Linked DNA regions of Mus musculus: regions 2, 3, 4, 5, 6 and 7 are each linked to region 1. A link is a loop called in an ENCODE intact Hi-C map of the cell type or tissue named here. Cell type or tissue: heart. All regions are shown on one strand. Region 1 has its middle 2.0 kb from the start of Igsf8. Region 2 overlaps Casq1 (calsequestrin 1). Region 3 overlaps Dcaf8 (DDB1 and CUL4 associated factor 8). Region 4 holds the start of Pex19 (peroxisomal biogenesis factor 19). Region 5 has its middle 10 kb from the start of Nhlh1. Region 6 overlaps Atp1a4 (ATPase, Na+/K+ transporting, alpha 4 polypeptide). Region 7 has its middle 4.7 kb from the start of Dcaf8.

Region 1 (4,000 bases):
GCCTGCTTTTGCTCTTTGACACCCTCCAGATGGGATTCTGAACCAGCGGGTCCCTCTCAGCTGCCTGGGGACAGAGCACAAGTCCAGGGAGCCTGGGGGGGTGGGGAGTGGGTGGTGGGGGTGGTGGGTGGAACCCAGATACCTACACCATAGGGCTAATGAACACAGGCCTTGGCAGGGTAGAAAGCTGAGGGGGATTCCAGCTCAGAGGGATCCATGAGTAGCATTCCAAAGTGGGCAGCAGCTGGCATTCACTCTGGGAGAAGCAATGGCTAGGCCCACTCAGTGGGTCAGAACCAGGTCATGCCAAGGCCCAAGTAGTATAGTGGCTCCTCTATTCTTGAACAACTGTGCTGCCCGCTTGGCACTGGGCTTGAGAACTAGAAGTGTGAGCTCTGTCAGGGCAAGAGGAGGGACCAGGGCACACACACACACACACACACACACACACACACACACACACAGAGGGGGGAGAGAGAGAGAGAGAGAGAGAGAGAGAGAGAGAGAGAGAGAGAGAGAGAGAGAGAGAGAGAGAGAGAGAGAGAGAGAGAGAGAACAGTATAAGGCTTTACACAACTTGCTCAGGGGAGAAAGAAGTGGTAGAGTATGCTTGGGGGGCCACTTTGTGGGAATGTGTCTGGGTGTGTTTGATGCTTGCATGTTTGTGCTTGCTTACACACCTGCTTCATCCCCTGCGTGAAGTTGTGGTCCAGGTGATGGGTAGGGTTTTTCTCTTCCTTTGACTCTGACCCTTTCTGTAACCGCTCAACAATTCAGCAGAGAGAACTTCCCCTTCGGTTCATCAGTTCATCCAGGTGAAGGCTTTGTAAACACACACAGACACAAGACATTCTTGTGTGGGATCTTAGGCTCCCTCCGAGCTGGACTTTACACATACTAAGGAGGCAGGGGATACCATACCATTATGTGTGTGTTTGTGTCGTTTTCTTATTAGCTTAGTGGCTGGTGTGCTTGTCAGTGTGTCTCTATAGCTGTGTGTGTGTGTGTGTGTGTGTGTGTGTGTGTGTGTGTGTGTGTGCTGGGCTTATATTTCTTTTCTCTTTCTTTCTGTGATATTTGCTTTCACCACGCAACAGGCTAGAGGATCCTAGCTCAAATCTGAATTTGGACTCCAAGAAATCCAACACTGGACAGCGAGTCTAACACGCCTTAGGTCCTCCATGCCTCGGTTTCTATAGAGATGAGAAGTGCTAACCTCACAGGTTCTGGGAAAACGAAATCAGTTCACGTTACAGAGCCTGCACAGGGCAGAACACGTCACCTCAACAGTCTTGTCTTTGAACATGCTTCTCTCTGAGGGGCATTGTTCTCTTGCTGTGACTATAGCATATGACATTTCAGCCAGATTATAACTGTTTCAGGGAAGGCCTTGGGTCTTAATTACCTCTAACGATACTCATGACACCTTACTGTCATCTAGATGCTTCATACACATGCCATCTGGAGGCTGAATGTTGTTAAATAACCACATGGAACGAGACTGGTGACTGAAGTCTGCCCACATGTGGCAGTACGTGGAACTGTGGGTGGGGATCTGGTTTGATGGTCACAACAGTGTCCACGTCTCTACAGTCTCAGGCTTCCTCTCAATCCATGCTTTAGTCTAATCTTAAGTCTGCCTGGAAAGGTCTCTTCCTTTTTGCCTCACTCCACCCCAGAACGCCAGTTTCCATACTGCATAAGTCTGTGTGAGTGTGGGGTGTCCTCCAGTCTTTGACGTTGATCTGGCCCTCCTTTGCCGCATGTGCGTGTGTTTGAGCATTGCCCCGCTGGGTGTGTGCGCAACACCTTTCTGTGTGAAGCCCCTTGGTTTCAGTGGGGAGCCATGTGCCTGCATGTGGTGAGCCTCGTGCCTGGCGTTTACTCCCCTCCCCCAACTTTCCAAGTTACATAAGCATCTTAGGAGTGAGACAGTCCTGGACTTTGGGCTCCCTCTGCTGGCCACTGCTGGACTGCACAGTTTTGGGAGGGGTGTGTAAACGTTCTCCTAGCCCAGCCCCTAACCCCTGTGTACTGGCACGGGAGTCCCTTTGTCCCAAGCTACAAGGTAATCTCCTGGAAGAGAGCTCCTCCTACTCCATCCCATATGCTTATACCGAGTGCTGACTGTTAACTTGTTTATTCAAAACACGCAGGATATCCCTGAGAGTTGGGGACCTTGAAAGCCTTGCTGACTAGGGCACTACTAAAATCCAGTACAAGGTCTGGCCCGCTCAGTACCCTGCAACATGAATGAGTTTTCGCCCTTAACAGAGTGAACAGTGGAGTACAAGAAAAGATGGGAACCGTCAGACTTGAGGTTTTGTGGATTTGTTTTGTTTTGCTCTTTTGTTTGTTTTGAGACAGGATATATGTGGTTTTGGCTGGCCTGGAAGTCACAGAGATCCATCTGCCTCTGCCTCCTGCGTGCTAGGGTGTGCACACCAGACCTGAGCTTTAAAGTAACACTTTAGTTACCTTAAAATCTGTGTGGCCTTGGGCAAGACACATAACTATTTTAAAAGGCCAGGTCTCTCTTGTGTTAAATGACTTTGCTTGTAAAATAACCTGTAAAGTTTAGAAAGGATATCTTCAGGTGGTGGCGGTGTTATTGTGAAACCATCCCATAAATGGCTATGATGATGATAATCATGATGTTGTGATGGTGATGGTGATGATGATGATGATGACCGACTTTCAAACCGGTACCAGAAAGTCATTCAATCCACTCAACCTCCAGCTAAAGGGAGAATGCTTTCTCCCAAAGTCTCCCGGTAGCTTGCAGTTTTCACATGGCTCAACATGGCTTCTAGAGAAACAGTGTGAAGAAACCAGGCTTGGGATATATCCAGGTGACAAGGAGCAGGTCCCTTAGCCTCTTGCTAGGCAGTCTTGGGCGACCAGGGTTGGAGTTCTGACTTCCCTATAGATTCCCTATCAGTGTTTCTCTGTGGTTGCTGAATGTGGCTTCCACTGGCAGCCCCACGAATACGACTTCTGAGAAGAGGAAGTCACCGCTGGCCCGGATCTCTTTTCCTGTCTGTGCCTCAGTTTTCTCAATAGGAAGCAGTAAGCGAGGGAGCAGGGGTGAAGGGGACAAGTAGGGAATGGAGGTGAAGATCTAGACGTGTTCTAGGCCACTTCCCCCTAATGGGCACTTCCGCGCCCTGGTTTTGCAGGCTGAGCCGCCCCTTCTTCCCATCCTGGCCCCACCCTACTCTCCGCCTTTTTCACAGTTGGAGACATGGCTTTGGGAAGAGGTTTCTCTTCCTTTTTCCTACCTCCAGGCTAGCTCCACCTTCCCCAGCAAAGAGGTGTGTTACGTCCTCTCGTTGGAGACTCCAATTGGTAGAAAGCAGTTTAACGCAAAAACAAAACACCCCCATAGTTACCGTGTGCATGAAACGTATGTGCATGATCTCAGCTAATAATCGCCGTAACTCCTCGAGTGTTTACAATCTCTGTTCCGTACGTGGCGGGGGGGGGGGGGGAAGTGAGCTTGAAAGCATTGAGCTGAACAAGGATCTTCCAGCTAGGAAGTCTGGACCGCTAACCCACTTCCCTTTCGCTTTGCATTCTGACCGGGTATTAGAACAGATTTCCAGCGATCTTCCAGGACTCTGAAGCCCCTTTGGGTCCGCTTCACGTCCAGGAAACCGTGGGTCAGGCCATGCCTACATAAATCAGCAGGGTTTGCTGCCAAGACTCAGTGGCCCACATCACCCAATTGGATTCTGAGTGCGTAACCACAGTCACCCCATCATGCATCCCCAGAGGCCCTGCAAGCACCCCATTCTCCCTGGAAGGCTGGCAGGTGCAGGGCGGGGTGCCCTCTGAGCGAGGAAATGGGGGTAGAGGAGCCCAGGTGCCGCCAGTTCGCCCAGCCTGAGGCCAGAGGCGGAGCCACCATCAGGGTCGAAGTCTGGCCCAGGCGACGGCCTGGGGCGGGGCGAGGCGGGGGCGGGGCCGGGCAGCGGGGCGCGGCTGGGACTGGTCTCCC
Region 2 (4,000 bases), 93 kb before region 1:
CCACCAAGGGGAATCTTCTCTGCAGGTCTTCCTTGACATGTGGGTCCCAGGAAGAGACCCATCCCCTTTAGCTCTCTAACTCTAGCTCTCTGAGAATAAAATACAATAGAATTGTAGAGGAAGCAGCGGAATGCTGGGGGTGTTTGGGAATGCCCCAGAGTGCAGGGACAGATGATGGAGCTGACCGTGCAGAAGGAAGAAGGGGGCCTAGGAGGTCAGAACCAGAGATGCTTGGCCACTGGCCAAAGTAGGGAGGCAAGGAGGATAGGTGGGTCAGAAAGAGCTGTTACCCACGCTCTGAGTCTTTGCTCTTGAAGTAGCCAATGAGTTTGATTTCATCTTCAATATTCTCAAATGCCTGCAGCTCTCGTTCACCTTCAATCAACTCTACAGGGTCTTCTAGGACCTGGGAGAAAAAGAATATTGAGACCACCATTCCTTTTGTCCCTGACAGGCCCCAGAGAAAGATACAGGGGAAAGACAGGGAACTAGAATAGGAGATGCTTGTATAGGGTGGATATGTGGCCTGTTAATGGTGTATGTGTGTAGTCTGAGTGTTGTGCAGTGTGTGTGATACGCATGTTCTGTATCTTCTGCTTGGCATGGGGTATATGTTTGTGATATGTTGTTGTATGTGTGATTTATTTGTGGTTCTGATGTGTATGGTGTATATATATATATATATATATATATATACACACACATATATATACACACATATATATATAATATAAATTGTATATTACATGTTTTATTGCTATATGTATGCTGTATGTCATGTGTGTGCATGAGAATGCATTGTATGTATGTTTTATATCTGGTATATGTGGCACATATATATGATGTGCTTTATACACACACACACACATATATATATGTATATATATGTGTATATACACACACACACACACACATATAGGGGCCTATATATGTGATATGCATATGTTTTGTGTACATTGTGTCTGATCTATATGATATATGTATGTGATATCTGTTACATGTTGCACGTGGTATGTGGGAAACTGGTATAGTGTATGTATGCCTGGTGTGTGAGTGTGTGTGTGTGTGTGTGTGTGTGTGTGTGTGTGTGTGTGTGTGTGTTTAGGAGTGTAGGGTTGATTAGTAAGGACCGAGGGGCATTGGAAACTTCAAGGCTATGAGGCTCAGGGGAACCCTCACATCAAGCAGAAACTCCACCAGAGTGTCTGCAGAAAACTCGCCGTCATATTCAATGACTTCATCTCCTTTGAACACATAAACGCTGTCTTCTTCAGTTAGTCCTAGGAAACGCATGGTGGGAAGGTGAGTGAGGAAGACAACCTTCCCAGAAACCCGAGTCTAATCTGGTCACAGCCCACTTGTTAATCCCTGCAGACTCATCCTCCACCTCTCCATCCCTTCCCCCTACTCCTGCCCCGCCCCATCTACCTTCAACAAACCCTTAAACCCTTCATTCCCAAATTAGTTCAGGAGCTAAAGCTAGGCAGAAGCTGGGGCCTGCCCGGGTGGGGATCGGTAGGGTTTGAGGGGAGGAAACTGGGAAGATTCAGATTCTAGCAACACAGCTCCCTTGCTCTGCCTACACAGCCAGGGACAAATATTCCTGCCAGCGACTCTGAAGTATCTAGTGGCTGAATCTTTGCTATTGCTGTCCAGATGACTTGTTGCTAACTACCCTTCCCCCATCCACATCCGGTGTCCAGCCTCTGCTGCCGCCTGGTGGCCGGGTGGTGTAATATCTGGGCTCTGCTAAGAGAAAGGGAGGAAGCCGAGGGGGAAGGGAGAAGGGAGGGGGGAGGGGAGGAGCCAAAAAAGCACTTTGCAGAAGGGCTCTCTGGCTATGCCTGTATTTCTTGGTTTCACCTTCCTTTCCAACACCTAGCTGTGTTCTTTTTTTTTTTTTTTTTTTTAACTACATTTTTTTTTTTAGGTTAGCATACATGCTTTTGTTTTGTTTTGTTTTAGAATTTCACTATGTAGCCCAGGAAGCTTTGAATCCACAATCCTCCTGCCTCATCCTCTCAAATACAAGTATCACAAGTATGAGCCACCATGCCCATGTCCCTACCCAGTCTTATTTTCTAGATGAGCAGAAAGGTTACCACCCCACCGTTCCACCTCATCCAGGGAGTGGGGCGCAGGACTCTATACAGAATAGCCCCTAATCTCAAATGCCCCGGCCCACTCTAAATAGATGTGCAGCTCTCAAATCTCCCCCAAACCCCCACCTGGGCCTCTCCAGTCTTCCATAACCTGCTTCCTTGCCCTCCCTTACCTAGTTTCTTGGCCACAGCTGCATCCTTCTCTGAGTCCACCAGGCCAAAGCCAACACCCTTGTCTTCTAAGACTTGGGCTGCTAACTGGAAGAAGGAGTCAGAATTAAATTAGCCCCCAGAATTCTTATCAACCTCTTCCTTGTGAGATACGTTCCTATCATTCATCGGGTCATCTGAGGTGCAAGAAAGCCAAGCATTGACCTTCACCATCTGTTAGAAGCAGACTCTGCCTGGGCACCTCATAACCCTAGCCTGTCTTTGGTTCAGCCTTTGAAAAGATGGTGTGTATTTATTGCTCACTGCAACGTTCCTGAAGGACGCTGAGTCTCACCTTCCATGAAAGACTGGGCCCTACCTTTCATCCTGATCAAAGGCCAAACTCAGCAGAGGGGAATGTGGGACCCTGGGATCCTGAAGTAACTCCCAAAGTGAGAGCTGTGGAGGATGGGGTGTGGGGTGAGGGGTAGGAAAGGCCAGAGGTCAAGAGGTTGCCATCATCCCTGGAGGGACAGTCACTCTTCTTCCAGGCCCCACCTCCTTCTTCTTTAGGCTGGTCGCCCCACAAGCCTCCCCAGCCAGCCACCTGCGGATTCTTTCTGCTGTGGGCATACTGTGTGCAGCTGTATCCCACCCAGCACTGCAGTGATCCTTAGGAGAATGGGAGGGCGGGTGGCAGGTGGATGGCAGAGGCCACTGAACATGGAGGATAAAAATACTTGGCTCATTAATCAGATAGCAGTTTGCAGAGCCCGATGGGGCACACGGAAATGCAAGCCAGGGGGCCGGGTGTCTTACACTGAAACATTCCAAGCTCGGACAAGGTGGAGCCTCTCTGTATCACCAAGCCGGGGAAGTGCAGACAAAGGCAAACGTATCCTAGCTCCATTAGGGATGCGTGTGGCCACGTAATCCAATCGGAAGGCTGCCTCCCCTCATTTCTTTTTTGTATTAACCGTCTCTGCCTTGGACCTAAAGTAGATTCTCTGGCTGAAATGATGGGGAAGGCATGCTGAAGCCTTCGTGAGAGTTTTCTAGTAAGGACTTCCCCTAGGGGACAAAACGCGGCGGGTTGGCCTGGGGAGGTCTGTGGGAAGCCTCTAGAAGTCATTTAACTGTACAGTCACTAAGTCAGTTGAAGGCAAATAAAAGAACAATCGTGTTCACGGTTCTGCTGTTTGCGTCTTGGAGCACGGCCCTACGTGTGTAAAGAGAGGGGGATCTTTTGGCCACAAGAGTAGTATGAAGCACAGTGCAGGGTACTGTGCAAGCTCCCCCCACCCAGCTTCTCCCCCCCCCCAGCCAAACCTAGTGCCCCTGCCTCCTGCAGCACAACTTACCAACAGAAGGGTAGGACCTTGGTCCCTGAGTCTTTTTCTTTTTGCCAAGGCCACATTCCAGTCATGTACTTGGTGGAGACAGAGGCCCAGCAGCCATGCTGCTCTTAAGCTAGCCCCCACCCTCAGACTCAGGGCTCACCGAGGGGACTGAGCATGCTCTCCAGGCCTGCTATTCTCCACTCACCTCCAGGATTAGCTCCTCCATCTCAAATTGTCTCTGCGAGGCCTTGTCGTCCTCGGGGGGCTCATGGTAGAGGAGGGCCAGCACCTCATACTTCTTAAACACGTTCTTGTAGTTCTTGGCGTTCACATTGATCACACGGTCCACACCGTCGTACTCAGGGAAGTCCAACCCATCTTCCCCCTGGACCCCTAACCTGGGCGTCC
Region 3 (4,000 bases), 150 kb before region 1:
CAGTTTACTCTTTAACCTTCACTTTGGCAGGAGTCATGGTTATTTTTAGAGTATAGGCAGTAGAGCTAATCTAAACTCCTCCAACTACCTGAGACAGTGACCTCATCAGCTCTCTCAGCTCAGAATGGTTTGTTCTGGACCAGATTTGACATGTTAATTGATCACAGTGGAAACAGTGGAGTTTTGGGTTATGTAAAACATTGAAAAATGAAAATGATGGTTTGGGCTTGACTCAATGATAGTTATTTTGTTGGTGAATGGAGGAGATTCTGCAGTGGTTATGGTGTTTAAGTTGTACGGCACAGTTGTAGCATCTCTGCCTGCTCTAGTTTAGACAGTGTCTTAAAATGGCTCAGGCTGCTATGCCAAAATTCTAATGCCTGCTGGCTTAAACAACAGAACTTTATTTCTTACAATTCTAAAGGGTAAAGTCTAAGAACACCATTATGCATGGTTTCTGGTCATGGATGTCCTCTTGCTTATATGTATCTGCCTCCTCATCATGCCCTCACATGCCAGAGAGAAGGGAGAAATAAAAAAACCTGTCACTTACAGTGTCACAGATCCCATCACAAGGATAGCCATTTTTATGACCTCATCTAAAACTGATTGTATTCTAAAGATTCCATCTCTAAATGCTGTCACATCAGAAATGTTTTCAATATAAGAATTGCAGGCGGTCACTGTAGCTTCTACACTAGAGTTGAGTTGGTTATGTTTCATTTTGACTGAAACTTAGGAGAATCATAGCTTCTCTCAAAAGTAGTTGTATTATTGTCATAATTTGTGTGTGTGTGTGAGAGAGAGACAGACAGAGAGAGAGAGAGAGAGAGAGAACGAACACATATGCCACATCATTTGTTGTGGGCAGAGGCAAGCAACCTCAGGTGGCTTCCTCGCCTTCCACCTTGTCTGCATAGGGTCTTTGTTGTTTGCAACTGTGTACACTGGGCTAACTAGGCTTCAAGCTACTGGGAGTTCTCATAGTCTCCAACTCCCATTCTCCTAGGAACACTGGCGTGACAGATGTGAGCTACCATAGCTTGCTTTTGCTGTGGGGCCTGAGAATTTGAACACATTCTTAACACTTATGCAGCAAGCACTTTACCCACTAAACCTCTCCTCAGCCCATAGTTTCTTGGTTTTCTAGAGAAATAGTTCCTAAAATGAGAATTTATACACACATTAAAGGATATATAAGATGATCCAGTAGTGTATAGAAAAAGAATGGTGAAATATTTGTTTGGTATATATTCTAGAAAAATTAACACACCTTTTAAAAGTTATTAAATTTTCCTTATTTTTTTGTATGTGCTATGATGAAATTGTGGAAGTGTGAGGACAATTTGTGGGAGTTGTCCACCATATGCATTCCAGGGATCAAACTCAGACTTGTAAGCTTGGTGCGGGGTCAAGAACATTACTATCTTCCTGGCCTGTGCTACATTTTTAAAATGTATTTTTATTATTGTGTATGTGGGTGTTTTTCCTGCCTGTGCATTACATGCATGACTGTTACCTGTGGAGGCCAGAAGAGGGCATCCTGTTCCTTAGAATTAGAGTTATAGACAATTGTGAGCTAGTGTGTCTCCTGTTGATGGGGAATTGAACCTGGATCCTCTGAAAGAGCCCCAGGTGCTCTGAAGCTGTGACCCATCTCTCCAGCCCTCCTGTTTTGCACTTTAGAGATAGGGTTGTATTATGTAGCTTTGACTGCCTGTTACTCTGTGTAACCCAGGTTTGCCTTTAACTCTTGGAAATCTCTTGCCTCAGCTTCTCAAGTGCTGGGATTACCAATGTGTGCTTCCATGTTTGTTGAATCTTAATATTTTATGCAGTCTGATTATACATGCATACATATTGGGGGTAAATGCTCACAATTTACACTGAAGTTTATTAATAACATTTTGTTCACTGCACCTTTCTGCTACATTTTAGCATAAAATTCTAAGGTATAATATTTCTGGAATAGGTAGAGATGGAATATCCCTTGCCTAAAATGGTCAGGACTAGAAGCGTTCTCTGTTTTGGCTTTTTAGATGGTTGGTTATTGCAGCATTGGGTGTTGAGCTCAGGCCTCATAGTTGCTGGCCAAGCACTCTGCTGCTCATCAGTACTTCAAGCCTAGATTTACTAGTGTTTTCATATAAATAATAAGAACATCTGAAATGCTCTAAAATTTGAAACTGAGGATCATGTTAATTCTCAGAATGTTTTACAGTGTGGGCCATCTGGATACTTAGTTAGATACACTCTGTCTTCTTTGTTTTTTGAGAACAGGGTCTCATGTAGCCTTTGAATTTGTTACATGTCTGAGGATAACCTTGAATTCATAGGCCTGCCTTCACCTCCTAAGCACTGGGTTTACAGGCATGTGCTACCATGTCCAGCTTTCAGTCTGTTATTTTACAGATGAAGAAAGCAAGGTCCAGTGGTGGTCACGAGCTTGTCAGGGTACAGTGGACTGCTGGCTTCACTCTAGAAAAATTAACCTTTTTAAAATTAACTGCTGAGTTCTTGAACTTCTCCCTTTTTTTGTTGTTGTGTTTTTGTTTTTCGAGACAGGATTTCACTGTATAGCCCTGGCTGTCTGGACTTGATTTGTAGACCAGGTCAGGTTGCGCTTGAACTCACAGAGATCCACCTCCCGAGTGCAGGGATTAAAGGTGTGGACCGCCACTGTCTGCGGTCTTCCTTTTAGTCTGAGACTGATTTTGCTAAAATTTAACTTTTATTGGATATCACAATGTAAAATATCTGCTGTGGTTTACATAAGCATCCACAGGGTTTTCTGGTTCTGAGTTTAGTAATGAGGTCTGTCAACTTTACTTCAAAAAGATCCTTTTTTTTAAGACCCATAAGCCATTTTCTCTTCTAAAAGACTATACTGTCCACTGTGGATATAGTTGGACATTATGGCTCATTTTCCCCACTTCTCAGAGCCAGGTCATCATAGAGAATAGGAAAACAGGTAGCTTTAATATAACAAGTCCACACATTCTGGACCTCCTGATGCTATTTAGTTATGAGAATGGTTTTGGGGAGCTGCTGTTTTATCCTCTGGAAATGGATAATAGTGGAGTAGAATGTGATGTAGTAGACAGTTTAATTCTAGAAGTGGAAAAATATGTCATCTACTCTTACTTTACCATAATAACAGTGGCTTGCTTTATGACCAGTAATGGAATAACTTTCCTTATTTCTTAGGACTTTTACATAGTCTAGTTTTTAAACTGTAGATTCAGAGTGGGGAAATTACTGAGATGCTAAAGAATATAGTGACTATTGAGAGACAAAGCCAAGAGATGTGTGGGAAATACGTTATCAGAATACATCTACATGGCATGGGAGAGATGACTCAGGTTAAACACAACTTACAGAGGCCCTTGGTTCATTTGTCAGCATCCACATGGTGGCTCACAAATCATCCATAACTCCATTTCCAGGGGAATCAGCAGCAGCATCAGACCTTCTCAGGCACGGGGCACATACATGGTGCACATACATACATACATACATACATACATACATTCATTCATTCATTCATACATACAGGCAAAAAACTCATACATTAGTCTTTATTTAAAATGACATATCAAAGAGAAAAGAAGTAATTTATGGTGGCTCACAGCTGTTATCCAAGCCTTGGGGGATCTAGGCAGAAGAGTCCCCTGTGAATTTGAGGCCAGCCTGAGGTACAGAGTGAGACCCTGTCTCAAACAAGTGAAAGGAAGAAGATAGTCTCTCCAGACATAGCTCCTGTTCCTGCCCACCGTTCACACCTTGCGTTGTGCTGTGCTTCCTCATTGCTCCTCAGCTGCTGGCTCAGATTCAGGGCTGGGATTTCTTTTTGTTTTCTTGGTGGTGGTGGTTTTGTTTTTGCAGTATTTCTGCTTCCCCATGGTGGCCTGCTTCAGTAGTTTTGGGCAGTTGTCTCTGCAGAGAACAATTTTTTTTTCTTTTTTAAAAATGAAACCGCATAGGTTTCAGTGAAGGAGAG
Region 4 (4,000 bases), 180 kb before region 1:
TTATTTATGCTGATTATCAGCATTGCTGCAATGAGTAAACTGGAACATACATTGTGTGTGTGTGTGGGGGGGGGGGAGTGTGCCTGACTGAGGAGGAAAAGCTGCTCCAAAGAGCACAGGACTTTAGTGTTTTCAGATTTAAGAGTTGCTTTCTTAAATATAATCCTCAAACTAAGACTGCTTTCTCAAAAATGTGTATATTACGGGAATATTTTCTTAAGTTTTATACATTCTTCCTTCAAGGTCAGGCAAGAATCTGGCACAGCAATTCACAGCCATAATTCGGATTCTTGGAAGGTTAAAGCAGAACAATTGGCTAAAGAGCAAGATGCTGTCTCAAAAAAAAAAAAAAAAGATATCATGGTGGTTAAAGAGATGGCTTAGCTGTTTAGAGCAAAGACTGTTCTTGCAGAGGACTCAGGTTAGTTCCCAGCACCCACATCTGGTGGCTGCCAACCACCTATTGCTCTAGCTCCAAAGGGATTTGCCACTTCTTGCCAGCTGAATAGAAAAGAGAGACAGGTGTGGTGGTACACGCATTTAATGCCACCACCCTCGAGGCAGAGTCAAGAGTATTTTTTTCGTTCAAGGCCAGCCTGGTCTACAGAGTTCCAGGAAAGCCAAGGCTACATACAGAACATTCTCGATAAAACAAAAACAAGACAATCCCCCCAACACACAAAGAAAACTGAAAGAAATGATTCAAAGAAAGAATGCTTGTTTTTTAATCTGCTTAAGTAACATCTGTGTTTCCAATTCTATCTCCAGTCAACCTCTACAGGTAGGACCATCCCTGATCCACTTGTAGATTTCACTGTGCTCAGCACGATTGTATACAACAGTAGATGCTCATTATACGCTAAAAATAAATTGGATGATCTTTGTTTATCTGTTTTGTGTATATGTCAAGGAGCATATTCGGAGGTCAGAGCCAGCACATGATAGACATCTCTCCTACCACGTGTGCTTTGAGGATGAAACCAAGGTTGCTTCAATTTGGCAATCCTGTCTCAAGCGAAAAATTGCTCGTTTAATAGCTTCGTATTTTAGCTGAGCCCTGTGCTGTAATCTCTGTCCTTGGGAGGTGGAGACAGTAGGATTAGAAAACCCTGCCTGAAAACAAAACCCAGATTAAAGATTCCAGGTTAAAGATGGGGCAAGCAAAACGCAATAAACCCTCCCACCCCTTCTGACCCGCCCCCACAATACAGCTGGGCCTCATGGGTCAAGTAGTTTGGAAGTGGAGACGGGGAAGGGAGACCCCGATTTCTGGACCAGCTTGAGCAATCTATCTAGTTCAAGGCAAACCGCTGTGGCTCTGTAGCTCCAGTAGCCGAGTGCTTGCTTAATACGTGCAAGAACCTAGGTTTGAGGCCCAACCCAAGAAAAAAAACAAAAACAAAAACAAACCCAGTCTCCTGTCCCTTTAAAAATGGCGGTCCTGCACGGTAGAACGATATTATTGGCTGCTCAAGTCATGGGGGCGGGGTTGGGGCGGGGCATGTGGTGGCGCCAGTGGTTCCACCTCCTACGGCAAGTCGGAGGCAGTAAGATGGCGGCTGCTGAGGAAGGTTGCGGTGTTGGGGTCGAAGACGACCGGGAACTGGAGGAGCTTCTGGAAAGTAAGAGTGCACGATGGGAAAGACCAGAAGTATCGGGGAGAGGATCCATCGTGGGGGTTAGAGGAACTTGAGGTTTCTGAGCGGGGCGGGAGAATCTCTTCAGTGGTCAGCGGGGGAGGTGGTCTGAGTTCGACCCCGGCCCTCTTTATTAGCTGGCTGTGTCCAAACCGCACATCTCCCTGCGAAGGGGAACACTAACCGTAAAGAGCTGTTTCACGAGCCCCTTACAAACTTCTCTTGCTTTCGATTGTCGGATTGTTGTTGAGGCAAGGCTCTCTCACTCGGTATCCCAGGCTGATCTGGAACTCGCGGCAGTCTTTCAGCCTCCGCCACTGGGAGTACAGAGATCACAGGCTGGACCCACCAGGATCGCCTTCTGTAAATTATTAAAATCGCCTCTCCTTTCAGTAGCAGGATTCACAGAACAAAATAATCTTTAAGCTCCAAAGGTCCATATGTCCATGATAGTATCTTTCTTAACCCGAAACGCCTTTTTACCGCACAGTCTTTCCTCATTCTTTTACCAGACCCTTAGTTCTTTCGTGCGAGTAGTCAAAGAAGTCTCCTTTTAAAATTAGTGTGATGTTGAGAGACTGTCTCGTGTAGTTTTAGGCTGACCTCACACTCATTGAGTACTGTAGAGTGGCCCTGAACTTGTGATTTTTCCAGTCCCTTCCTCCGCATTCTCGCATGGCACCACAATGCCTGACATCCCTTATTTATCCTTTGGAGAAAACAAAGTGAGCCAGCCCCAGGGGAAAAGGTCTCCTCTTCCTGAAAAGATGGTGGACCTTCATCTCTTTCTTGGCCTTGCACTCCACTCCCGTTTCCTGCGCCAGTGAGGCCAGTGCCCTTTCCCTAGTCCTGGCAGGCAGAGTGATGGTGACAACACAGGCTTTTCAGGGCAGAGGTGAACCTTTTATCTCTTGCTCAGTCACAGCGATATAAGCAGGTAGAAAATGAACAGATGAAGTGAGGAGTGCCCAGTGACTGGCCTGGCCCAGGCTTACTGCATATGAGGCCAAGGAGGCTATAGGTGCCTGTTAAGGGCGATCTAAATTGGAGCATTATTTAAGAGTTAATACCTTCTTGTCGAATGTATCCTAGTAGTCAGAACGGTGGAAAGCCGGGTGGTATATTCTGTGCTTCCTCAACAGACGATATTAGCTAAGGCCTCAGAGTGAATTCCAAGAAATAAGGCTCTCTCTCCCCTCTTCTTCATGTTAGATGAAATGTGTAGGTTTTTGTTTGTTTGGTTGGTTGGTTTGGTTTTTCAAGGCAGGGTTTCTCTGTGTAGCCTTGGCTGTCCTGGAACTCACTCTGTAGACCAGGCTGGCCTCGAACTCAGAAATCTGCCTGCCTCTGCCTCCTGAGTGCTGGGATTAAAGGCGTGCGCCACCACGACCCAGCAGGGTTTTTTTTTTTTTTTAAGGGAATTTTATAGTGTGCATATAGAGATTTCTTTGCACAGCTTTTATTTAATTCTCTCCTCCTAATTCTGAGATGAACACTGGTTCTGTGTAAAAGGGTTTCCTTCCCAACTGGTCACAACAAACTAGATGGTTCTCAAGGAAGGTGGGAAGCCTATTGGCCAGTAGTCCAGGCAGAAGAGACACCAGAAAAAGAGAGAGAAGTCCAGGAAAGCCAGCACTTTGTATCATTATTTTCCTAAGAGTTTGTTTCAAATCACACGGCTGTCTAGCCCTTTCCACCCTCAACATCGCCACCACGTCCGTCTCTTGTCTCCGAAGGTGCTCTTGATGATTTCTCTTGTCTCCGAAGGTGCTCTTGATGATTTCGACAAAGCCAAACCCTCCCCAGAACATGCTCCGACCATCTCGGCTCCCGACGCTTCAGGACCCCAGAAGAGAGCGCCAGGAGATACTGCCAAAGTATCAATTCCCCCACTTAAGGGAGAGGGAGGATGGCCATGCAGCTCAGAGCAGGGATGGGGGGCCCTCTGGGCCAGAGGGGTGGCTGAGAGGGTGCCTTTGCCTCACACTGCTGAGTGTTCTTCCAGGCCTCAGTTCCTATGAAACGAGGACCTGTGGTTTTACGGAGGGCTAACGAGGAAAGAGGAAAGAGCGGTTTTAAGTGGTTGGCTTTGTATGCTACCTCATATTAGACCTTCAGTGGCCAGTCTTTGCTGCCCTCCGGAGAAGAGGTAGATGGAATGTTCAGTGGAGGTGCTCGTGGGAGGGGAGATGTTTCATTTCCCAATATGAGCTCGTTTAAGCGGCTAGCCCCAGGGTGATGCTATAGGAGGCAAATGTTGTCTCCCTCCCCACCCCACCCCACCCTTGCAGGATGCTCTCTTCGCCTCCCAAGAGAAATTTTTCCAGGAACTGTTTGACAGTGAGCTGGCTTCCCAAGCTACT
Region 5 (4,000 bases), 260 kb before region 1:
GATCCACACCCCTCACATCAATGCTGCCTTCTGCCTGGAATATTCCTGTCCCAAGGATCATTCCCTGGGAAATAGACGTGGCTTTTGTTTTGTTTTGTTTAGTTTTGTTTTTCCCTTAGCTACAAAAGCATTGGGATTGTCCATGCCCTGCTAGAATCCTGCTTTGTTTTGTCCTATGTGTTCTGTTTGTTATTTTCATTCCTGGCGACTGAACCCAGAGCCTCACACAGGCGTGGTAAGCGAGCAGCATGCTACTGCTAAGCCGCATCCACAGTGGGGAGCTGGGTTCCTTGATTCTGACACTGGACGCAGGCAAGTGCTCCCAGGTGTGAGGTAACCATAGGACTGCTACAAAGGTCTCCGATGATCCCACGAGAATTCTCAGGCTGGGATAGCCCACAAGAACCAGTCCTTGCATGCAGACGCCCCAGGGAGGGAGCTTCCTCCCTCCCAAGGCAAGTCCTGGAGAGAGAATCAGCACTCCTACACATGGGAAGAGAGTGCCTGTGTCCAGAGAAGGGAATCTGTGATGGAGCTCTTGGCAGCATGCAATAGCTCTCATTATAATCACCTTGCTAACCTTTGGGAGCCCATTTGCCTTCAGAATCCAGCTTGGATCTTACCTGTTCCAGCCCCCATCAGCCTTCCTTGTACCACGTCTGTTCCTTACACATATCTCATGCATTTCCAAGTCTATGCCCCCCACATCCCATCCTAAGTAGATTTGAGGGGAGTGGCACAGAGCCTGTAGTAGAACCTGCAGCAACGCTGGATACACATGAGTTTGCAGCAGATACATGTTGCACTGGACGAAATACAATCCTCTCTAAGACTATAAAAGGGAAGGCTGGATGTGAATGCCATGGAGGATAAAAAGAAAAAAAAAAAGAAAAAGAAAAAGAGTTAGATGGCAGACAGGCTGTGACCTCAGACCTCTCTCCCCTTGCTTCTCTTGGAAGATCAAGTGATCCATGCTAGGCAAAAGCTGGAATCTGAACTGAGAATGAAGTGGGTCAGAAACCAGAGGAGGAGGGGGACCAAAAACTGGAACATGCAAACAGCCATGTGGCTGATGGAGCTGAAAGAAAGAAGTAAAAGTCAGAGGGAAAGCAGACGCCTCAAGGGAAGTGGGGAAAACAGCTCCCTATTGGACAGCTGCCACCCAGGTTCTTACATAAGGAAGGGTAGGAAAGGACTGGACAGTGGCTCAGAGGATATGAGTGTGCACTGCTCTCGCAGAGGAGTACGGTACCCAGCACCCACATCGAGTATAACGCCAGTCCTGGAGCATCCAGCACTTCTGGCTTCCAGTGGTACCTACACTGTTGTGTGCAGGTGCGTGTGTGCGTGTGTGTATGTGTGTAAGTGCACACGCACAACTAAAAATAATGGGGGGGGGGAAGGGCACAAGAAACAAGCATCAAGATGTAGGTGCATACACACACCAAATGAAACGACCACAGACTTAAAGGATTTGAGATTCTAGTCAATGAATGCATAAAACGCAAAGTCTAGTCGATGTACCTAGTCAGTACCACCTTCCCTCACCTCCCAGGAACAGAATCCTGAGTTGCAGCCCCACCAGCAGTTTCTCTGCTCTTTGTCCCCATTTTCAGTTTCTTAACCCCTCTCTACCAGGAAAACGAAGACTGGGGGCGGTGGGGGAGACCATCTCTGCTAGTGGCCAGCAGGGGGCAGTGTTCAACAAGCAATGATTGAGATTTACAGCGGCCTGGGGAAGGAAGAGGAAAAGCCCCTTACAGCTGCCTCTGACACCCTTTTCGGTTTTTTCAACTCCTTGGCTATCTATCATTTCTCCAGTCCTAGCTTAGTATAACTCACAGACTTCTTACTCCCAACTCTCTAAAGAAGATTAACTCCTGCCCAGTTTTGAGGAACGCATGTGAGAGGCTTGAACTCAGGGCCTCTTCTCTGAGGATGTATGCATTCTCCCTAAAGCAGACACACACACACACACACACACACACACACACACACACCATCTGGTGGAAGAGCTGAAAGTCAGACCCTTTCGCTTCTATTGCTTTGCACAGTGAACAAACTATGCAGAAGTACAGGTTGGCCCTTAGTGCTCCCCGAGGTATCATTTGATATGTATTGTATAAATAGATCCGTGTGTCTGTCTCTGTGTGTGTGTCTCTCTCTCTTTCTCTCCGTGTGTCTCTCTCTCTGCCTCTCTGTCTCTCTCTGCCTCTCTGTCTCTCTCTGCCTCTCTGTCTCTCTCTGTCTCTCTGTCTCTCTCTGTCTCTCTGTCTCTCTCTGCCTCTCTGTCTCTCTCTGTCTCTCTCTGTCTCTCTGTCTCTCTCTGTCTCTCTGTCTCTCTCTGTCTCTCTCTGTCTCTCTGTCTCTTATTAAGTCAGAGTTTCTCTGTGTAGCCCTGGCTGTCCTAGACTATGCTGGCCTCAAACTCAGAGATTTCCCCCACCCCCACCCCCACTCCCCAGCTCTGGAGTTCTGGGTTTAAAACCCTGCAGCACCACTGCCGGCATACAGAGCACTTTCATGCAGACCCCATTTAATCCCCCTAGCCCTCTGACAGGCCTTGATTGTCTTCCCACTTCACAGGTGAAGAAGCTGTCAGGTGAGCAGGCAGTCTGTTTATTGTTGTGTGTGAAGGGTAAAGATGAACCAGGCGTGGTAGCCCACCCCTACCCCCTAATCCCAGCACTCAGAAAGCTGAGGCAGGAGGATTGCAGCAAATTCAAGGTCAGCCTGGGCTGAATAGTGAGAGGCTCTGTTTCAAAAATACTAATAGGAAGAGGAGGGGGAAGGGGGAGAGAGGGACCAAGGGAGGGATGGAGGGAAGAAGAGAGAGAGGGGGAGGGTTCGAGGGAGGAGTAGAGGGACGAGGGAAGGGAACTGGATCACCACCAGGCCTTTGGCTACCACGCATGGGCTGGGCTTTCCCCTCTAGCACAGCACTGCTGCTGCTGCCTGCTGCCTGGCCTGCTTCTCCCCCTACTCCACACCTCCCAGTCTTACAGGCCCATGGGTTTCTGTGTTCTTCTGTGTTAATGATCTGTAGAGGTGACTCTCTTGTTAGCTCTCGCCTTCCACCCGGTCTAACTTGAGAGCACAGACAAGGTCTTTAGAAAGAAGCAGGAAGATAAAGGATGGGCCTTCCAGGAAGAGGAAGAGGAGGAGGCAGGGAAGGCAAGCCCTCCTCCGGGCATTGAGAAGGAAGGGGTGGGGGGAGCTGAGAGAGAAGCACCGGCATTCTATGCCCAGGCTGTAAAGGGGCACAAACAGGACCCTCATTGTGTGGGCACAAAGGAGCCATATGTCTGCCAGTCTACAGCACAGTGTGTGTGTGTGTGTGTGTGTGTGAGTGAGAGAGAGAGAGAGAGAGAGAGAGAGAGAGGGAGAGAGAGAGAGGGAGAGGGAGAGGGAGAGGGAGAGAGAGAGAAGGAAGGGCTGGCTCAGAGACCCCATTATGAAGCCCTTGGGGTCTTGCCTTCTGCTGTCACTGACTTAAGGGCTTTCTGAGACAGAGGGCAGGGGAGCAATTATTATAGCAGACACAGGACTTAGAAAATCAGGGGCCTGTGGTCACCGGGGCATGAACAGCCGAAAGAGGGGCATGCTGTGCGTGGGAGCTAGAAGAGGAAAGAGGGGTGCCGAGTCAGATTGTCCCCCTCCTGGGTCCTTCATAACCTACCCTCCCACGGCACCACACACACACACTCTGCTCACAACCCGCTGCCTCTGGATCTGGGTTTTGTTTTCCTGTTTCTGTCTTCTTTCATTTTGTTTCTTCTTTGGGTTTTTGAGAGAGGATCTTGCTATGTAACCCTGGTTGGCCCAGAACTCTCTATATAACCAAGCCTGGGCTTCAAATTTGGGGGGGGGGGCTTCTCTTGTCTCCGCCTCCCTGGTCCTGGGAATCCAGGAGTCACCACACCCTACTTTCGAGCCCAGGAGCTGGTTCTGGAACAGTGTGAGATGAACCGTGGTGTTCTGTCCCTTTCCTTTCTCCCTG
Region 6 (4,000 bases), 66 kb before region 1:
AGAGAAATCAGAAATGCTCAGACTACAATCTATTTCAGAGATGGTAAGAGACTAACAGGCTAAGTAAGACACATTCCTTTCAAAGACTGGAGTCTCTGCCCTTGGAGCAAGCTAATTATAGTAGTTCACTCAAAGCCTGTCAGAGCTAGTGCCTGCTGGAGCTGAGTCCAGTGGGGCTGGCTTGTCACACACCGTGTACCACAGAGACCAGTTCTGCCACTTGAATGGTATTCAGTAGCTCAGAAGCACTCATATGGTAATTTGGTGGGGGACTTGGTTCCTTGTTAGACATTCCAACAATGTCATGAATATGTTCGACTTTTATTTTTAACCACATGGAGGGAGAGGTGCCTAATTCATCCAAAGGCCTTACTCACACTCTGCCAAGCCACAGAATTCCTGTCTGGTTAGTGAGGCCACCAAGTGTCAGGAAAAAAAAAGTAGGAATAAAGTTTGCAGCTTCTTTGCAGCTCCGGGAGCTCTTTTTTATCACAGTGACTAAGGCGAGTTTCGATGGGAAGTGTGGATCTACTTAGCCCTTAGTGCTCCATCAGAAAGTACAAGTAATTGGGTTTTAAAAATCCATATAGACTGTTATTTTGTTTATGCCTGAAGACAGAAGGGCAAAACTGACTTAGGAGTCTTATTTCGTAACCCTGTTACACTCAAATGTCTGGTCTTCATGGAAATTCAAGGAGTTGGAGGAACCATTGCCTGAGCAAACTAGCTTAAGGCTGCCTCCAGCCTCAGCAAGGGGACTCTACTTTCTACTGAAATCCTCTTTGAAGTTAGCTTGGATTCTCATCCCCTCCCCCATCCCTAGGCATGGACTATTACTGCTCCTCCTCTTCCTCCTCTTCATCTTCCTCCTATTCCTTCTTCTCCTCCTTCCTCTTCTTCCTTCCTCCTTTTCATCCTCCTCTTCCTCTTTTCTTCTTCCTCCTCCTTTTTAAGACAGGGTCTCTCATACTATAGGTCAAATTTACCTGAAATTTAGAGTAATCTTTCTGCCTCAGCCCTCTCTCAGCTGCTGAGGTAATAGGTGGAGGTTATATGAACCACCATGCGTAGCTTCTTTGGATTTCCTTATTTGTATCCCCGACCATCACTCACCCTCTCTCCCTCACCTACCTGGATAATGAATCAATGTTTTTGAAGGTGAAAAATATAACCCTGGAAGTGAGTTCCAGGACAGCCAGGGCTACGCAAAGGAAACCAGTCTCGGAAACAAAACAAAACAAAACAAACAACAAAAAACAAACAAAAAGAGAAAAATATGACACACGTGCATTCGACTCCTAACTGTCTCATGATGGCTGCCCTAGGGACTTCATGGAGGGAAGGGGGGTATAAGCTGTCTACACTGGCGAATTTCATAGCAGACACTGGTTTAGACTAATAGCTGTGTGAGACTCCCAGTATCCTGCCTCAGCTGCCTCTGCCCATCTTAGCATTTTATGACGTGCTCTCTTTGCAGGCAACATGGGTGAGCCTTCTGCTCAGACTCTCTCCCTTGATCACCTACTTCTCTCTCCTTAGCGTTTGTCACTTTCCTTGTGGTGAGCCTTCCTGTTAGTTGGGATGCCAGCGCTCCTGAACGAGTGCCCTGCTCCAAAGCTGGAGGCAAAGGCATAGCTCCCCCCACTGGCGAGTCCATGGCCCCCACCGTTCTCCCGCCACCTTTGTCAGTTCTGTACCTGATACTTGTTGGTGGAGTTAAAGGGAATCTCCGCCACCTTGGGGTTTTTCTGCCTCATTTCGCTCACGGGGTTGTAAGACTGCTCAATGAATTTGAGGAGAGCTGACTCGGAAGCATCCCCTGTTGTTGCCCGCTGCAAGGATGGGAGTGTACAGTAAGTCCCAGGGGTATACCATCCGGACAAGCAGAGAGGCAGAACGGGGAGGGAAGGGTATGTGTAGAAAACCACTGAAAAGCAGACTTTTCTGGAAGGGGACAGACAGGTGATACTAGTCACTGAGGTGCCCTCTTTCCACTTCAACTTGATACCTTAGCTATGGGAACAGACTCCTGATGGGGTTTAAAGTCGGCCCGGTTACAGAGGCCAGCGATTCGAGCCAGGTAAAACCAGGTGTCTGAGGACTTGGGAAACGTTTTCCCTAGGGAAGAAGAAGAAGAGGAAGAGCTATAAACACACGGAGTTTAAAACAAGGGGTTAGACGTTGAGGGGGAGGTCAGTCAGGGGGACTGGGAGGGCCAAGCTCATTCTCAGCTACATAAGGCGCGCAGCAGGGGTTATTCACTTTCATCTTCGCACCTAAACACTGCACAGAGATGGTATCTCTTCTCTCTTTCTTTCTTTTTGGTTTTCCGAAAAGAAAAAAAAGGCGTGTGCCACCATCGCCCGGCGTGATATTTCCTATGGCCCCCACACTCCCGCTTCTGTCCACGATCCTGCTCTCTCCTGTTTATCTGGCGTCATCTATCGCCTAAACTTCCCACCCCAAATCCTCCGCTCTTGGCTACCAGGGCCACTTGTTACCCGTGGTTTGCTCCTCACTGGTGTCGGCCTCATACACAGTCTTATCAAACCACAAATGCGCCACTGTCATGCGGTTCTGGGTGAGGGTGCCCGTCTTGTCTGAGCAGATGGTGGACGTGGAGCCCAGCGTCTCCACGGCCTCCAGGTTCTTCACCAGGCAGTTCTTGCGAGCCATGCGCTTGGCGGTCAGCGTCAGGCACACCTAAGGCCACCGAAAGGGGAAAGAATGAATCGAGGTGGAGACCGGTCAGGTTGTTTTGCTTTGGAAATTTGATTATTTTTATTTCCCTTTTACTCTAACCCGGTCTTTAGAAATCCCACCTGTGATCTCTGTAAGGGATGCTGAGGAAATGGTCTATGGCGAGAGTTTTCAGTGTGCGCCTCACTCCTGTGTCTGTCACAGAGCACAGGCTCCTTCCCCGGGACGCATTTAGATCTTTCATTCAGGAGCCTCTTTTCCATCCCAGACCACTCCCTGTCTTTCAGATCCGCTCTCTACAAGGACCACATCGCTGGGTCACGTTTTACTGTGGTATACAGTGCTATGTATGGATAGGGCATCTTGCCAATAGTGTCTGAAAAGTTTGGGCAGAAGGGAATGGTAATGACATTGGGAAAGGATGTCACAGTACTGAAAAGCCCCCGGGGAAATCATTTAAACCAGAACATTTGTTTTAAAATCATAAATGGAAGCTAAGGTGGTTTTTAAAAATTAACAAACTATTGTGCTGTGAATAGGTAAGTATAGAATCCCAATTATGGAATTACAATTTATTTACACTATATCCTTAGTTCCTAGCATTTTAAAACTAGTCCTAACACACCCTAAATGTTATCCTTATTTCTATTTTAAGATGACTATAGAAAAACCAGAATATGCTGCCTGGAGCGATGGCTCAGTGGTTAAGAGCACTGACTGCTCTTCTAGAGGTCCTGAGTTCAATTCCCAGCAACCACATGGTGGCTCACAACCATCTATCATGGGATCTGGTGCCCTCTTCTGTCTGGTGTGTCTGAGGAGAACTACAATGTACTCACATACATAAAATAAATAAATCTTAAAAAAAAAACAAAACAAAACTAGAGCAACAAGTTTCCCAAACAAGTTATTAGTAAGACAGAGAGCCAAGACCGTGTCATAGGAAGAATGGTTAAGGGATTACTTGGAGAATCTGAGGAGTCATGATGGTTGTCATGGGGGTGGAGGGCTTAGGCCATTAGGACACAAAGAACCAGCTTATTCTGGTTGGGAAAACCAGGATGGAACAGGGAATCATATTTCTGCTCAGTTTAACTAAAGTGAGCTAAGAACAAGACGGGGCTGAGACAAAGGAGCTATGTCAGTCACCCTCAGAAACAAACCACAGTTATCTTCCATGGGTTTTTATAGAGGGCATCCAGTGTTGGCTCAAAGGTTGATTTTAAGTGGCCTCGAAGTCCATTATGGTGGAATTCAGTAATCCTAAATTAATCTTGCTCTATAAACTAACAAATGCACA
Region 7 (4,000 bases), 170 kb before region 1:
ATTACAACCAACATGTCTTCGCCAATAAGAAATGATTGTTTATTTCTGTAGCATAAAACTCTGTGCTTTGCCGGTTATGGTGGCGCAAGCCTTTAGTCCCAGCACTCGGGAGGCAGAGGCCAGCCTGGTCTACAAAGTGAGTTCCAGGACAGCCAGGGCTATACAGAGAAACCCTGTCTCAAAAAACCAACAACAACAACTCTGCGCTTTGGGATTTGACAAACAGACCTGTTTCCTTCACAAACCCTGTGCCTTTTTTCCCACTGTACCTCAGTAGAAGGACTGACTGCGTATTTAATTAAGACAACCCAACACATCCTTGCTTTCTCCATGTATTGCACTCTGTGTTCAGTCTGTTAGCAAGCTCACCTCCATGCGACCTGAAAGCCCTCAGTGCAGCCACCTCTGTACCTTGCCCTGCAATACAAGTTCTGCAGGTCTTTTATTCAATACCTTCCTAACCAGTCTGTCTGCTTCTGTTTTACCTCCCTGAGGGCAGTTAAAGAAATCAGCTATAGTGAACTTCTTCAGTTATAAATCAAATCGTGCCATTTTTATTCAAGATCTTTTATGACTCCCTAGCACACACCTAGAAGAAAATCAATTCTGTTCTTGGTCCATAAATTTGTAATCGATCTGAACCACCTGGCTTCCTCTGAAGCACACTGGACCCTTGGGGTCTTTGCTGATCCCTCTGGCTGGAACACCTTTTCCCAGCTGAGTGCGACTCACATTCTCACCTGAAGTCCTTATTCAGAGGACACCTCAGCAAAGGGGGCTCTCCAAACCCCTGTGGGAAAAGACCACATTCACCCTGTAATAGGAAACTCTGGGAATCTATTTTAACATTATTCCCTTCACAACAGTTTTCATGGCTTTATATTATTTTCTTTTTTTTTCTTTGCTCCCCCACCCACCCCCCAGGGCAGGGTTTCTCTGTGTAGCCCTGGCTGTCCTGGAACTCACTCTGTAGACCAGGCTGGCCTCAAACTCAGAAATCCGCCTGCCTCTGCCTCCCAAGTACCACCACTGACTATTTTCTTTTTTTTAAAAGAATTATGTATACGAGTACACACATGTACTCATACATGTAGCTGTCTTCAGACACACCAGAGAAGGGCATAAGATCCCATTATAGATGGTTGTAAGCCACAATGTGGTTGCTGGGAGTTGAACTTAGGACCTTTGGAAGAGTCAGTGCTCTTAACTGCTGAGCCATCTCTCCAGCCCCTATGATAATTTCTGAGTATCTCTCTCCCTGTGCTCCCAACCATGCACTAAAAAGCTCTGTAAACAAAAGAATCTCAGTTTGTTTTATTCACTCGATGCTGTAGTTCCAAGATCAAGGCCTCTCCTGTACGGTACAATAAATAGTTGCTGATTGACTGAAAGAATGAAGTTGGAAGACAGGACTTTAACTACTTTGCTCATTAGCCTTCTAGGTGAAGATTACATTACAAAGATGAAAAAGGGATAGTTCCTGCCTTCAATAATTTACACTCTAATAATATAGTTAGATTTAAAATATATAATGGAAGCCTAGATAGATAGATGGCTTAGTGGTTAAGTGCATTGTCTACTCTTCCAGAGGACCCAGCACACACATGGCAGTTCATGATTGTAACTCCAGTTTTGGGGGATCTGATGGCCACTCTGGCAAACTGCCCATACATATGAAATTAAATTAAATATATAATTATAGATTAAGTGCTATACAGTAAAACATCTTTTGAAAAATGATACAGACTGAGTGCAGTCATGTGCATCTGTACGCCAATATTGTGGCTAAAGCTGGAGGGTCACTTGAGCCCAACACTTGGAGGCCTGTCCCCTCCCTGCCTCTCTTCCTGTTTGTTTTTTGAGACAGGGTCCTGTATAGCTCACTTGAACTACCGATCCTCTTGCCTCCAACTCTCAAGGGCTGGAATTACAGGTGTGGGCCACCACACTCAGCCTGTGAGACCTCTTCTTGTGAAAATGAAAGCAGAACCAGGTGTGGTGGCACATGCTGTTACTCACAGTGTGCTGGAGGCAGAGGCAGGCAGATGGGTCTCTGAGACTCCAAGGCCAGGTGGAACTACACAGTGAGACCCCGCCTCATAAATAAAGAAATAAAGAAATAAAAGCAGAGTTGGTATCCGTAGATAACTATGTGTTATACCAAAGTGCCATTTGTATAGAGACCTGACTTAGGAGAGATGCAGTGTAATAAACATAGCTGAACATTGCAAGGTAAAACACTGAGCTGGAACATAATATGGTACTCCTGATAGCAAGAAAGGTAATGAGGCTAGAGCAGCTCCAGGCAGCATGGGAAGAGATAAAATCAGAAATAAGATAGGAACCAGATAATGTAGAACCTTGGGAGCTAATTTTGGTTTTAAAAAAAAAAAGATTTAATGCGTGGTGTTTTGCCTCCCTCCATATATGTCTGTGTGCCATTTGTGTGCAATACCTACAAAGCCAGAAGAGGGCATCAGATCTCCTGGAACTGGAGTGTGTTAGCTAGTATGTTGGGTGTTGGGACTTGAAACAGAAGCCTCTTGAAGAGCAGTTAGTGCTCTTAACTGCTGAGCCATCAGTCTAGATAATTTTTTTTTTTCTGTTTTCACCCTTTATTTGGAAAACAGGGCAACATTTAAGTTTTAGATTTTTTAAATGAATTAACATGGTAATAAAAAGTATGGCCTGAATTTGGAGAGTAAGTGGTTTTCCAGTTTGGGGTGCAAGATCATCTCCAAAGGAGAAGAGAACACATACTCAGTGAGCCACCAAGGGGTTGGCTTCCACTCACTGAGGGCAAGCAGTGCAGTCCAGGCTAACCATCCATGATCTTTGTCACAGCAAATCAGAGTCTCCAATTGTTCAAAGTAACTGTAGGTACAAGACAGAAAGCAACTCCAGACTGGCTTATTAATTGATCTGGATGACTATGAAGTGTCCCCCATTCCTGAGGTGCCAAAAATCTTCAGAGTGACTGTTGGAGCAGGGAACCTTTCATGTGCTCCCAGTTGTTATACAGTGCATAGAGACTGGTGAGTGTCAGTCCTGCCAGGCCACCGCGTGCTATTCCTCGAAGACCACCTGTACATTTATACAACATCCCGGTCATGGTTCCAGCTGCTACTGTGTTGAGGTCATCTTCTGCACCCCGTGTTTTCTCAATGATAACACCAAAAGCACTATAGAGCAAAGCCAGGGAGCCTAGAGTATTAGCCCAAAGTGCTCCTTGCCTAGTCACCATATTCAAAATCTGTACATTTCTTGGTTTGGACCAGGCCATGCTCTGGGTTTCCTTCAATCCTAAACGAAGACCGTTCATTGCCCCGAATGCGGCCCCTGTCATGCAACATCCTCCAATGGTAAAGAAAGCTAGTTCAAATCTGCCTCGGGTTTTATTAGCTCCAGTTGGCAAAATAAATTCATCAGTATCCTGAACGAGATAGCGTGGATCCACATTTAAATAAGGAGACAGGGGGTTCATACCAGTCAGCGGGACGCCGGCCAAATCAGCGTTCGAGTAACCCGCTCCTCCGGCTCCGAAGAAGCCAGCTAACCCGCTGGTGGATTTGTTGCTACTTCCTCCGCCACCTTCCATGAGGTCGCAGCAAACGGCGGTGGGCTCGCCACCACCTCCTCAGGCCGGGGACGTATGCTCGGCCCAGTCTAGATAATTTTGACTTTCGTTATGTGATGAGAAAGTAATGGATGTTTTGGGTAGGGGACTATGACCTGACTTACATCTTAAAAGTCACTCAGCTGCCTGACGTTTGCTCGTATGAGGGCACTAATGGAGATAGACAAACTAGCTGGAGTAGTTACTCTCCAAATGGCTGGACAAATTATGTGAGTGAAGCACTGATTTCAGCTTAGAGTTTGAGGGGACATCATTCATCATGATGGGGAGAGCGCGGCAGCTGGAGGCTTGCTGGACACATTGTGTTCAGAAACAGTAATAAATGCTGGTACTCGATTTACTTTCTGTATATTCAGCCAAGCC

The links. Peaks named below come from ENCODE experiments on the same cell type or tissue, not always from the same donor. Only the 100,000 strongest peaks of a DNase experiment are listed, where the experiment ranks them.
Region 2: a loop joins it to region 1, with 5 times the contacts of the local background. A loop is called at or near these places in 17 of 42 quality-filtered maps.
Region 3: it touches region 1 in a loop (6-fold over the local background); 17 of 42 quality-filtered maps call a loop at or near these places.
Region 4: it touches region 1 in a loop (4-fold over the local background); 16 of 42 quality-filtered maps call a loop at or near these places.
Region 5: it touches region 1 in a loop (10-fold over the local background); 20 of 42 quality-filtered maps call a loop at or near these places.
Region 6: it touches region 1 in a loop (3-fold over the local background); 10 of 42 quality-filtered maps call a loop at or near these places.
Region 7: a loop joins it to region 1, with 6 times the contacts of the local background. A loop is called at or near these places in 27 of 42 quality-filtered maps.

What each region holds. Positions count from the first base shown.
Region 1 is chr1:172,308,331-172,312,330 of GRCm38, forward strand. No RefSeq gene overlaps it. Among named protein-coding and RNA genes, the nearest start is that of Igsf8, 2.0 kb to the right of the region's middle. In heart, CTCF peaks have their summits at 1,507, 1,991 (motif pointing left) and 3,152; DNase peaks (open chromatin) are centred at 1,541, 1,911, 3,181, 3,931 and 1 weaker place; H3K4me3 peaks cover 2,022 bases; H3K27ac peaks cover 2,909 bases.
Region 2 is chr1:172,215,615-172,219,614 of GRCm38, forward strand. It overlaps Casq1 (calsequestrin 1), which reads right to left. Exons shown (of 11, transcript NM_009813.2): 1 at 3,798-4,000; 2 at 2,276-2,360; 3 at 1,180-1,280; 4 at 295-406. Among named protein-coding and RNA genes, the nearest start is that of Casq1, 2.3 kb to the right of the region's middle. In heart, CTCF peaks have their summits at 1,718 (motif pointing left) and 1,920; DNase peaks (open chromatin) are centred at 1,707 and 3,127; H3K4me3 peaks cover 2,478 bases; H3K27ac peaks cover 3,079 bases.
Region 3 is chr1:172,160,644-172,164,643 of GRCm38, forward strand. The region is part of intron 2 of Dcaf8 (DDB1 and CUL4 associated factor 8); the gene reads left to right. Among named protein-coding and RNA genes, the nearest start is that of Dcaf8, 15 kb to the left of the region's middle. In heart, a CTCF peak has its summit at 1,529 (motif pointing right); no DNase peak of the experiment used is centred here; H3K27ac peaks cover 779 bases.
Region 4 is chr1:172,125,227-172,129,226 of GRCm38, forward strand. Pex19 (peroxisomal biogenesis factor 19) reads left to right here and starts at 1,529. Exons shown (of 8, transcript NM_023041.3): 1 at 1,529-1,622; 2 at 3,405-3,514; 3 at 3,929-4,000. The coding sequence starts at 1,553. In heart, no CTCF peak of the experiment used is centred here; DNase peaks (open chromatin) are centred at 1,545 and 2,455; H3K4me3 peaks cover 2,052 bases; H3K27ac peaks cover 1,448 bases.
Region 5 is chr1:172,045,389-172,049,388 of GRCm38, forward strand. No RefSeq gene overlaps it. Among named protein-coding and RNA genes, the nearest start is that of Nhlh1, 10 kb to the right of the region's middle. In heart, a CTCF peak has its summit at 1,697 (motif pointing right); a DNase peak (open chromatin) is centred at 1,693; H3K4me3 peaks cover 822 bases; H3K27ac peaks cover 873 bases; H3K27me3 peaks cover 1,092 bases.
Region 6 is chr1:172,242,330-172,246,329 of GRCm38, forward strand. It overlaps Atp1a4 (ATPase, Na+/K+ transporting, alpha 4 polypeptide), which reads right to left. Exons shown (of 23, transcript NM_013734.1): 9 at 2,502-2,703; 10 at 2,009-2,118; 11 at 1,698-1,832. Among named protein-coding and RNA genes, the nearest start is that of Atp1a4, 14 kb to the right of the region's middle. In heart, a CTCF peak has its summit at 1,654 (motif pointing left); a DNase peak (open chromatin) is centred at 182; H3K4me3 peaks cover 1,296 bases; H3K27ac peaks cover 2,617 bases; H3K27me3 peaks cover 1,189 bases.
Region 7 is chr1:172,141,304-172,145,303 of GRCm38, forward strand. It overlaps the pseudogene Gm10171. Among named protein-coding and RNA genes, the nearest start is that of Dcaf8, 4.7 kb to the right of the region's middle. In heart, a CTCF peak has its summit at 2,459 (motif pointing right); no DNase peak of the experiment used is centred here.